2 separate regions of the Homo sapiens genome follow, and region 2 is linked to region 1. Evidence: chromatin contacts called from ENCODE Hi-C or POLR2A ChIA-PET data. All regions are on one chromosome and are shown on one strand. Each heading gives the region's core, a stretch centred on a gene start or an enhancer-like site at or near the end of the contact. The rest is flanking DNA. Distances are from core to core; before and after follow the strand shown.

Region 1 (4,542 bases), core at 1,693-4,192:
ATGCTAAGAGAGTAGATGTTAGGTGTTCTCACCACAAAAAAATAGATGATAACTATGTGAGGTAACACATTTCTTTAAATTAGCTGATTTGGCCAGGTGCAGTGGCTCACAACTGTAATCCCACCACTTTGGGAGGCTGAGGCAGGAGGATCACCTGAGGTGGAGAGTTCGAAGACCAGCCTGACCAACATGGAGAAACCCTATCTCTACTAAAAATACAAAATTAGCCAGGCATGGTGTCACATGCCTGTAATCCCAGCTAGTCAGGAGGTTGAGGCAGGAGAATCACTTGAACCCTGGAGGCGGAGGTTGCAGTGAGCCGAGATTGCGCCATTGCACTCCAGCTGGGGCAACAAGAGTGAAACTCCATCTCAAAAAATAAATAAATAAATAAATAAGCTAGATTTAACCATTCCACAATGTATACATATTTCAAAACATTATATTGTACAAGATAAAGTCATACAATTTTAAAAAACAAATAAATTTAGAACAAAATGATAGGGAAAGGTATTAGGGGCTGAGTGGTATATGGGAACTGCGTACTACCTGCTCAATTTTCTGTAAGCCTCAAACTGCTTCAAAAAATAATGTCTATTGCCAGGCGCAGTGGCTTACGCCTGTAATCCCAGCACTTTGGGAGGCTGAGGTGGTTTGGTCACCTGAGGTCAGAAGTTCAAACCAGCCTGACCAACATGGTGAAACCCCATCTCTACTAAAAATACAAAATTAGCCGGGCATGGTGGTGCATGTCTGTAATCCCAGCTACTTGGGAGGCTGAGGCAGGAGAATCGCTTGATGCTAGGAGGCAGAGGTTGCAGTGAGCCAAGATCGCACCATTGCACTCCAGCCTGGACAACAAGAGTGAAACTCCATCTCAAAAAAAATTATAATAATAATGTCTTAATTTTAAAAAAAAAATGTCTAGCTCGGCCGGGCGCCGTGGCTCATGTCTGTAATCCCAGCACTTTGGGAGGCAGAGATGGGCAGATCATGAGGTCAGGAGTTCGAGACCAGCCTGACCAATATGATGAAACCCTGTCTCTACTTAAAAAAAAAAAAAATTAGCCAGGTGTGGTGGCATGCGCCTGTAGTCCCAGCTACTCAGGAGGCTGAGACAGAAGAATCGCTTTAACCTGGGAGGCAGAGGTTGCAGTGAGCCAAGATCGTGCCACCGCACTACAGCCTGGGTGGCAGAGCGAGACTCTGTCTCAAAAAAAAAAAAAAAATGTCTAGCTTGATCTTAAAGGAATGAATGATTCCCTAAGAGAACTTAGTGAGGGCTGGAGCCCTTGAGTTCCACCAGCCAATCCCAGGAGTTAGCTGTAAAAGTCACTACTCACCTTTGCAAAATTCAACTTGATCAGGTACCTCTCCTTTAGTTTCAGGAAGAAGAAGCAAGAACCTTTAAATAATTAATAAGTAAGTGACTGATGTGAAGAAACGCTGAGGCTCTAAAGCTGGATGGAACAGAGACTGGACTATTCTCTGACCATCTAAGTCTATGCAGCTATAAACAAGAAGGTAAAGCTGCAGGGGCTGACCTGGAGGCCTCAAGATGTATCGATAAACCAGGATGGTAGCAGCTGCGGAACTGTGAGGTGCAGCGGTCCCCAATGTTTTTGGCACCAGGAACTGGTTTCGTGGAAGAAAATTTTTCCACAGACGGCAGCGGTGGGGTGGGTGGGTTGGGGTGGGGGATTGTTTGGGGAAAATTCAAGCATAATACATTTATTGTGCACTTTATTTCTATTATTATTACATTATAATATATCATCAAATAAGTATACAACTCACCATAATGTCAAATCTAATGGGAGCCCTGAACTTGTTTTCCTGCAACTAGATGGTCCCATCTGGGGGTGATGGGAGACAGTGACAGATCATCAGGCATTCGATTCTCATAAGGAGCATGCAACCTAGATCCCTCGAATGCGCAGTTCACAATAGAGTTTGCGCTCCTGTGAGAATCTAGTGCCCAAGCTGACCTGACAGGAGGCGGAGCTCAGGCTGTAATGCCAGCGATGGGGAGTGGCTGCAAATATAGATGAAGCTTTGCTGGCTGGCCCGCTGCTCACCTCCTGCTGTGGCGGTCTGGTTCCTAACAGGCCACCATGGGTACCCGTCTGTGGGGGTGGGGAGCGGGGGTGTTGGGGACCCCTGGTATAGAGTGCTCTCTTGTAACCCACCCATCCTCTGAGTGCAGATTTGCAAATACAACCACGTTCTCTAGAAGGGACCCTATGAGCTGGAGGATAAGACCACAGCCTGGAGTTTTGCTTTTGACTTTCGTAATGTTTAGGCATTTTTTATGGTGAGCATAGCTTACTTCTGAAATTTAATAAACGACTGTATTAAGCGGTGAAATAGTGAGTACACGGTTGTTTACTTTGTTATTCTGTTTGCATGAACATTTAAGAAAAATAAAACATTGAGAATTGTTGGTGGCAGGTGTGGTGGGAGCTTTTTAAAACAACAACAACAACAAAAGCTGTTCCCTACATGTAACAGGGATGTCTGTCTTCGGAGGAATTGGTGAGCTGCATCTCACCCCCCGGTGAAGCAAGGGGTCGTGGTGGTGGAACTTGACTGGGAAGTGGGAACTGATCCTGGGGAGCAATCCCAGAAGCCTGGGGCTAAGCCATGTCCTGAGAGTTTGGGAAATGAATGTATTAAGCAGCCCAGATGCCTAACTCCAGGGTCACCACCAGCCTTTGAGCTCCAGGGGGCGCTCCGCGAACATCCCATGAAAGCGCGCGGGGCGCTTGGGATGATGTTTGCAGGGGAACTGAGCCAGGCTGTGGTCCTCTGTGCCATCTCCTGCCGGTGGGCAGCACTCCTGTTGTGCACAGGGACCCCTGTTTCCTAGGTCCACAAACTGGTCGGGAAACACGAGTTGACCCGGCCGCCCCAACCTGCTTTCTAACAAGAGGTTCTGTCCAAGTTCCCCGCTCGACTTTCAATATGTCACTCAGCGCTTAAGCCTCACCCCTTATCCTTGATGTCCAATCAGGAGCGAGGGTTGGATCCCCAGGGGCCTGGGGAGGCAGAGGGTTCTTTTTTTTTTTTTTTAAACCTAAAAATTTAAATGAAGATGAAAATGGAAGATTCTTCATGGAAGTTTTAATGGCAACAATTAGTCTACGAAAAAATAGGAAGTCTGAATGGACCAATAACCAAAGAACTTACAAAGGAAGTAAAAGATCTAAGAAAGTCCTAGAAGGTTTTATGGGCAAATTCTGCTATACATTCCGACAAATCGTAATTGTACTGTCTCCTTAATTTTTCTGTAAATCTAAAACCATTCTAAAATAAAAAATTTATTTTAAAAATGTATCCAATCCCCCTCGTCCAAACCTTTGAAATGCTAAAGATTTCTTTTAAAACCCTCAATATCTCTGATTATTTTGTTAAGGTTTTTGTTTAAGACTATCTATTGAAGGCAGGGCACGGTGGCTCACACCTGTAATACCAGCACTTTGGAAGGCCAAGGCTGGAGGATCACCTGAGGTCAGGAGTTCGACACCACTCTGGCCAACATGGTGAAACCCTGTCTCTACTAAAAATACAAAAATTAGCCAGGCGTGGTGGCCCTCGCCTGTAATACCAGCTCAGCTACTCAGGAGGCTGAGGTGGGAGAATCGCTTGAACCTGGGAGGCGGAGGTTGCAGTAAGCCGAGATCGCACCACTGCACTCCAGCTTAGGCGAGAGAGGGAGACTCCTCTGTCTCAAAAAAAAAAAAAAAAAAAAGAGAGAGAGAGAGCATCTATTGAAGAGTGAGTTTTCTTACAATGCCCAAAGCAACTGTCTCCTTCTTTCCCTGGCCCTCTCCATGTCTGTATTCACATAGAGTCTACATAATGGGCAAATTGTGATTAACAACTTTGTCTCCTGCCTTTAAAAAAAAATCCTAAAATCCTATCATACTCCAGGCCGTCTCCACGTCTGCTTAATGAACTGTCTTAATTTTTATTTATTTATTTATTTATTTATTTATTTATTTATTTATTTATTGAGACAGAGTCTCGCTCTGTTGCCAGGCTGGAGTGCAGTGGCGTGATCTTGGCTCACTGCGATCTGCGCCTCCCGGGTTCAAGTGATTCTCCCACTTCAGCCTCCCGAATAGCTGGGATTACAGGCACGCGCCGCCACACCCAGCTAATTTTTGTATTTTTGGTAGAGACGGGGTTTCACCATGTTGGCAAGATGGTCTCGATTACCTGACCTCGTGATCCACCCGCCTCTGCCTCCCAAAGTGCTGGGATTAACAGGCATGGGTCACTGTGCCCGGCCGAACTGTCTTAATTTTTGAGAGTAGGTTTATTACACTGCTCGATGGACAAAAAAATTGGGCACTCTTCTAAAGCTCAGGGGAAAGGGTGCCAAGAGAGGAGTCCCAGGGAAGAGATGTTCAGAGAACATCATACCACCCCACCTGCTCTCTTTTTTTTTTTTTTCTTCAGGAAATGAGGTCTCATTATGTTTCTCAGGCTGGCCTCGAACTCCTGGCTGCAAGCCATCCTCCCTCCTCAGCCTCCTGA
Region 2 (4,993 bases), core at 743-3,242, 150 kb after region 1:
ATTCCATTTTGATTCATATTATTTTCGAATACATAATTTGTAGAATTTTCTTAGCACTTGCTCTAGTACTACAATATACATATGTAACTGATTATAATCCAACTTATGAATATTTTACCACTTTGATTGAAGTGTTGAAACTTTACATCCATATAGATCCTTTTACCCTCCCACTTATACATATGCGTGTGTGTGTATACACATATAACTATTTTAAGTATTGTCTCTTCCTATAGACATCAGATAATACTATAATTTTTGCTTCAACCAACTACGATTTTTAAAAACTCATGAGAAGGGTAATCTGCTATAGTTATCACTATTTTTGTCCATTCTGCTGTTCTTCCTTCCTTTCTAAAGTTCTGAGCCTTTTCCTGTAATCATTTGGACTTTGGAGAACTTCCTTTAATCATTCTCTAAAAATAATTCTGCTGACGGCAAAGTCTTGTAGTCTTCCTTCATCTAAAAGCTTTTTATTTCTTCTTCATACCCCGTAGATAGTTTTGCTGCATATAAGATTCTCGGCTGGGCACAGTGGCTCACGCCTGTAATCCCAGCACTTTGGGGTGCTGAGGCGGGCAGATCACAAGGTCAGGAGTTCCAGACCAGCCTGGCCAACATGGTGAAACCCTGTCTCTAATAAAAGTACAAAAATTAGCCGGGCATGGTGGCGGGCGCCTGTAGTCCCAGCTACTTGGGAGGCTGAGGCAGGAGAATCACTGGGAGGTGGAGGTTGCAGTGAGCCAAAAGCACACCACTGCATTCCAGCCTGGAGGACAGAGCGAGACTGTCTCAAAAAAAAAAAAAAAAAGATTCTCAGCAGATAGTTATTTTCTTTCAGCACTTGAAGAGTATTGCTCCAGGCTTTCTTCTCCATGGTTTTTGATAAGAAATTTTTTGTCATTTGATCAGTGTTCCCTATAGACAATTTATAATTCCTCTCTAGCTGCTTCCAAGATAGTTTCATTGTTTGCCTTTGTTTTCATAAGTTAGTTATACTGTGTTTTGGCATGGAATCCGTCAGATTTATTCTGTTTAGCTTCTTGCATCTGTAGGTTTATGTCTTTTGCCAAATTTGGGAAGGTTTGGTCATTATTCTTCAAATATTTTTCAGCCCCACTTTCTTTTCTCCTTCTGTTAATCTGATAATACAAATGTTAGCTATTTTATAATTGTCCTGCAGGTTCTCTGAGCCCTTGTTAGTCATTTTCTGTTTCTCTTTTTTAAAGTTGATTGTCTCTCTGTTTTTTGGATTGGGTAATTTTTATTGTTCTATCTTCAAGTTCACTTCTTATTTCCTTTGTCATAGTTGCTCTGCTCTTGAGCCTTTCCAGTGAGTTTTTATTTTAGTTATTGTATTTTTCAGTTTTATCATTTTCATTTGATTCTTTAAGAACATACTTTCCATTTCTTTGGTGAGATTTTCTTTTCTTTCCCATCTTTGCAAGGAATTTCTACTTGCTTGGTGAAACATTTTTATGATGGCTACTTTAGATCTTTGTCAGATAATTCTAAAATCTTTCATCTCAGTGTTAGATTGTTGATTGGCTTTTCTCATTCAAGTTGTGATTTTTCTGGTTGTTCATATTATGTATGATTTTTAAATTATATCCTGGACATTTCTGGTATTATGAGAGGAGACCCTGGATCCTATTTAACTCTTCCATTTTAGCAGTCACTGTTTTTAGGTTAGCATGCAGGTCCTGGCCTACTTTTGTGTGCTATGATTCCAATGACAATTTAGTTTTCAGAGCCCTTGCATTATTATTCCGGTCTATTTCATTTGCCTGGTGCTGGTTGAGCTCATACCCAATTCCTGTTAGTACCACCAATGGAGGTTAAAAGCATTTTCTTGGGGCCTGCTTGGTGCTGCTACGTTAGGAGTAGGAGACACTGGCACAAAAGGGTGGAGAGTACTTCCCTGGGCTGCGTGGTGCCAGCAGGGCTCTTCCTTCATCTCTGCCATCCACTAGGGTGGGGAAAGCACCTACCTGGGTGCTTTCTGCCGCTGGATAGGGGGCTGGGGAGATGCTGGATCTAGACCACGTCCTGTCGTTGGGTGGGAAATTGAGAGATGCTGGGCCACTGAGATGTTTCTCGAGTTCTAAGGCCCTTGTCAGTTTTCCTTCTTTTTATCTTTCAGAGTCCTCTTAAGAATGTCTGTTATGTTATTCCAGGGTTTTTAGCAGAGAGGAGCCAGGAAAAATAAATCTATGTCATCTTGACAGAGATGTTACCATCATCCTGGCTTGTTGTAGTCTCCTAAGATAGAAATCAAGTGAGATTACCAGACACAGTATTAAAGAGAAAAAAAAAAAAAAGTTTGTTTCCGTTTGTGCAGAAGGGAGGTCAGCACCGTGAAAGGAAAAGGGTAGGCTGCTCCCCACAGGGAGCAAGTCGATCTGTCTTGTAGGGGTCCAGATGCCATGATGTGCCTGTCATCATGTGTTAACAAGGGATTTCTTGGCGCCTGCACAATGGTTCAACATGGTTTTTCATACATTGCATGTAATATTGGCATTTTAAATCTCTACCTCTGAGCATGATTTTTAGCATTGAAATAAGGAAATTATCACTGTAAGTTGAAACCTAAGCTGTTCCTGTGGCTTCCTGGGGAAGTCCCTAAGCCCCTAAAGCAGGAACTTGTGGTTAATAGCTTCTTGGGCCTCTGATGCTGACTGGCTGGAGGTTAGGTATAGAACAGGAATTAAAAGAAATAAAGAATGTGTAAGCAAAACTTAGTTGTATGTAAGAAAACCCAATTCCCCCTGAGGAAGAGAAAGAGCTGGAGTCCTTTAAAATTAACTGCCTGTTTTTCTATGGCTAGTGAGCCTTATCTCTCCCTTTCCCAGGCATTGTGAAGACTCTGTTTCTCTAGCTGTGCAGCTGTAAGATCACTAGACAGATAATCTCAAGTCGTAAAACATGCTGTTCCTTGAAAAAAAAATGATATAATGCATGTCTCAATTGAATGACTGTCTTTGTTTCTCACTTCTGTGATATGCTTCCCCCTGCACAGATCTCCCCCAGCCCCACGAAATGCTTAAAAGGTAGCTTGACTCTTTGTTCAGGGCTCAGTCCTTTGGATGTTAATCTGACTGGGTCGGTGCACCTGAATAATTAAATAATTCCTCCTCAACCCCACGGTCTCTCTGATTCCTTAATTATCCTGCTGCAGACAAGCTACAGCTTGAGTAAGGGGCTTTTGTTCTTTTTCACTAAACCACCTCAAAATAGGAAGCCAGCCAGCTGTCTCACTCCCAGCCAAGAGATTTCATTCTCCTTATTCTTTTTTTTTTTTTTTTTTTTTTTAGACCAGGAGAAATAACTTTATTTGAATAGGACCCGAGACAGCATATTGGGCTAAGGAGGAGAGGTAAGGTTCCAAAACCGCAGTCAAAGCTCATCAACCAAATGGACTCTACTTCCCAGCAACCTTGCAGTTAGTGCAACCAACAAAAGGCCTGCTGGGGAATGTATTTGCCACTAAATCCCCCAAGTATGCCAACATTACAAAAAAGATAGAGGTTTTTCATCATAATTGAATTTCCACAAACCTCCCCAATCACAAGTATTATAAGTGGAAGTAAAAAATCACATTTTACAGATCTCAAACTTGTCTTCAACATTTAGTTCATCATCTTCAAAAAATAGCTCCCCTGCCTAATTCATTAGCTATATGATCTCTCCAAGCAGCAACAAGATGGCCAGGCCATGGCAATCCTCTTCCTATTTCCCCTAGCCACTCAGGGCTCAACAGCAGGGTGAGGCTCAGGTGGAGGTAGGGGGTGGGGAGCACAAGGGCTACATTCCCCCAGTACAACGTGGCATCTGAAGCTTGATGGGAGAGCAGAACTGGTGGGACTTGAGGGAAGGGTCCAGGGCCTGTATTCAGTCAGAATCACTGCTGGAAGAGGAGGAGGAAGAGGAGGAATGCTTGTCATGCTTGTGGTACTTGTGGTGCTTTTGGTGCTTGTGCATCTTTTTATGAGCTTTCTTCATTTTCTTCTGCATCTTCTTGTCCACTATCACTGCTGGTCCAACCATGCCAGGAGCCAAGGGATTCACAGGAGGGATTCCAGGGGCAGGCGGTGGGTATGGAGGAGGGTAGGGACCCAACGGTTGGCATCCTGGATACCCTGGCTGTGGCACAGGATGAGGGGGCCCACCTGGGGGGAAAGCTGGATTGCCATGGGGAGCTCCTGGGGGAGGAGGACAGGGGCCTGGGGGAAAGGGTGGATTAATAGGTGGTGGGTGGGCAGGATTGGAACCTCCAGGGCACCCAATATTGGGGGGATATGGATTTGGCCCTGGCTGCCCGGCATTGGGATTCCACATGTTTAGGTGTGTCCTCCAGCCTTTCCACCGCCGCCTGGGCTTGCTGCGTTCTCCTTCGCAGTCCTCATTCTCCTTATTCTTAAGGAGCAAAGGTCTCTTCTGGAACTACTTCCTGCTAAGCATGGACATAGTCTCTACATCTATTTCCAGGAGGAGTAGAAATTTCTTATGGCTTGCTGAAGGGGCTGATACGGCTCTGGGCTAGTGGTCTCTGAAACAGGCTGGAAGCCTGGCAAGACCATTTACTTGGCATGAAAGCATTACAGTCTGAAAGACGTGAATTTTACCAGCAGGTTAAACAAGCATGGTTTAAAAATTAAAAATTTAAAGATTAAAAACTTTAAATATTAAAAGAAGAAAGATAGCCAATAAGGGCTTAAGAAAGGGAGGAACCAAGTTACAAGCCTTACAAGGGTAAGGTTCATCTGACAGCATTGTACACTAAGTTGACTTCCTTTATCAAAAGAGTGTAACCAATTTCCTGATTGTAAATTGCCTGGGTGTTAACCTCTACTCGCCCAGTAGTATTTATCCAAGTGCAGCAGGAGGTATGGTGACTGTACAAACATCTTCCTGTTCAGCTAATAAGTAACCTAGAAGTCTTGCACAATGATTAACTTGACATGAAACTATTGTAGTCTGAAAGACACAAATT

The links. Hi-C counts contacts between places; a loop is a spot of excess contacts on that map. ChIA-PET counts read pairs that join two places held with the same protein, here RNA polymerase II (POLR2A). Pooled maps may share reads with other maps.
Region 2: a loop to region 1 is called in a pooled map, with 2.6 times the contacts of the local background. The contact joins two enhancer-like sites. A Hi-C loop is called at or near these places in 2 of 168 maps with a recorded cell type or tissue (G401 and Panc1) and 2 of 50 pooled maps. POLR2A ChIA-PET finds 5 or more read pairs at or near these places in 2 of 52 experiments (PC-9 and activated naive CD4-positive, alpha-beta T cell).

What each region holds. Positions count from the first base shown.
Region 1 is chr19:39,790,434-39,794,975 of GRCh38, forward strand. No RefSeq gene overlaps it. Among named protein-coding and RNA genes, the nearest start is that of LEUTX, 14 kb to the left of the region's middle. Within about 2 kb of position 2,943, at least 2 of the 41 ENCODE cell types and tissues checked have a DNase peak (open chromatin) inside an H3K27ac peak, as active enhancers do.
Region 2 is chr19:39,939,344-39,944,336 of GRCh38, forward strand. It overlaps the pseudogene PRR13P5. Among named protein-coding and RNA genes, the nearest start is that of FCGBP, 7.2 kb to the left of the region's middle. RefSeq lists enhancers at 2,326-2,405, 2,506-2,595, 4,139-4,639. Within about 2 kb of position 1,993, at least 12 of the 41 ENCODE cell types and tissues checked have a DNase peak (open chromatin) inside an H3K27ac peak, as active enhancers do.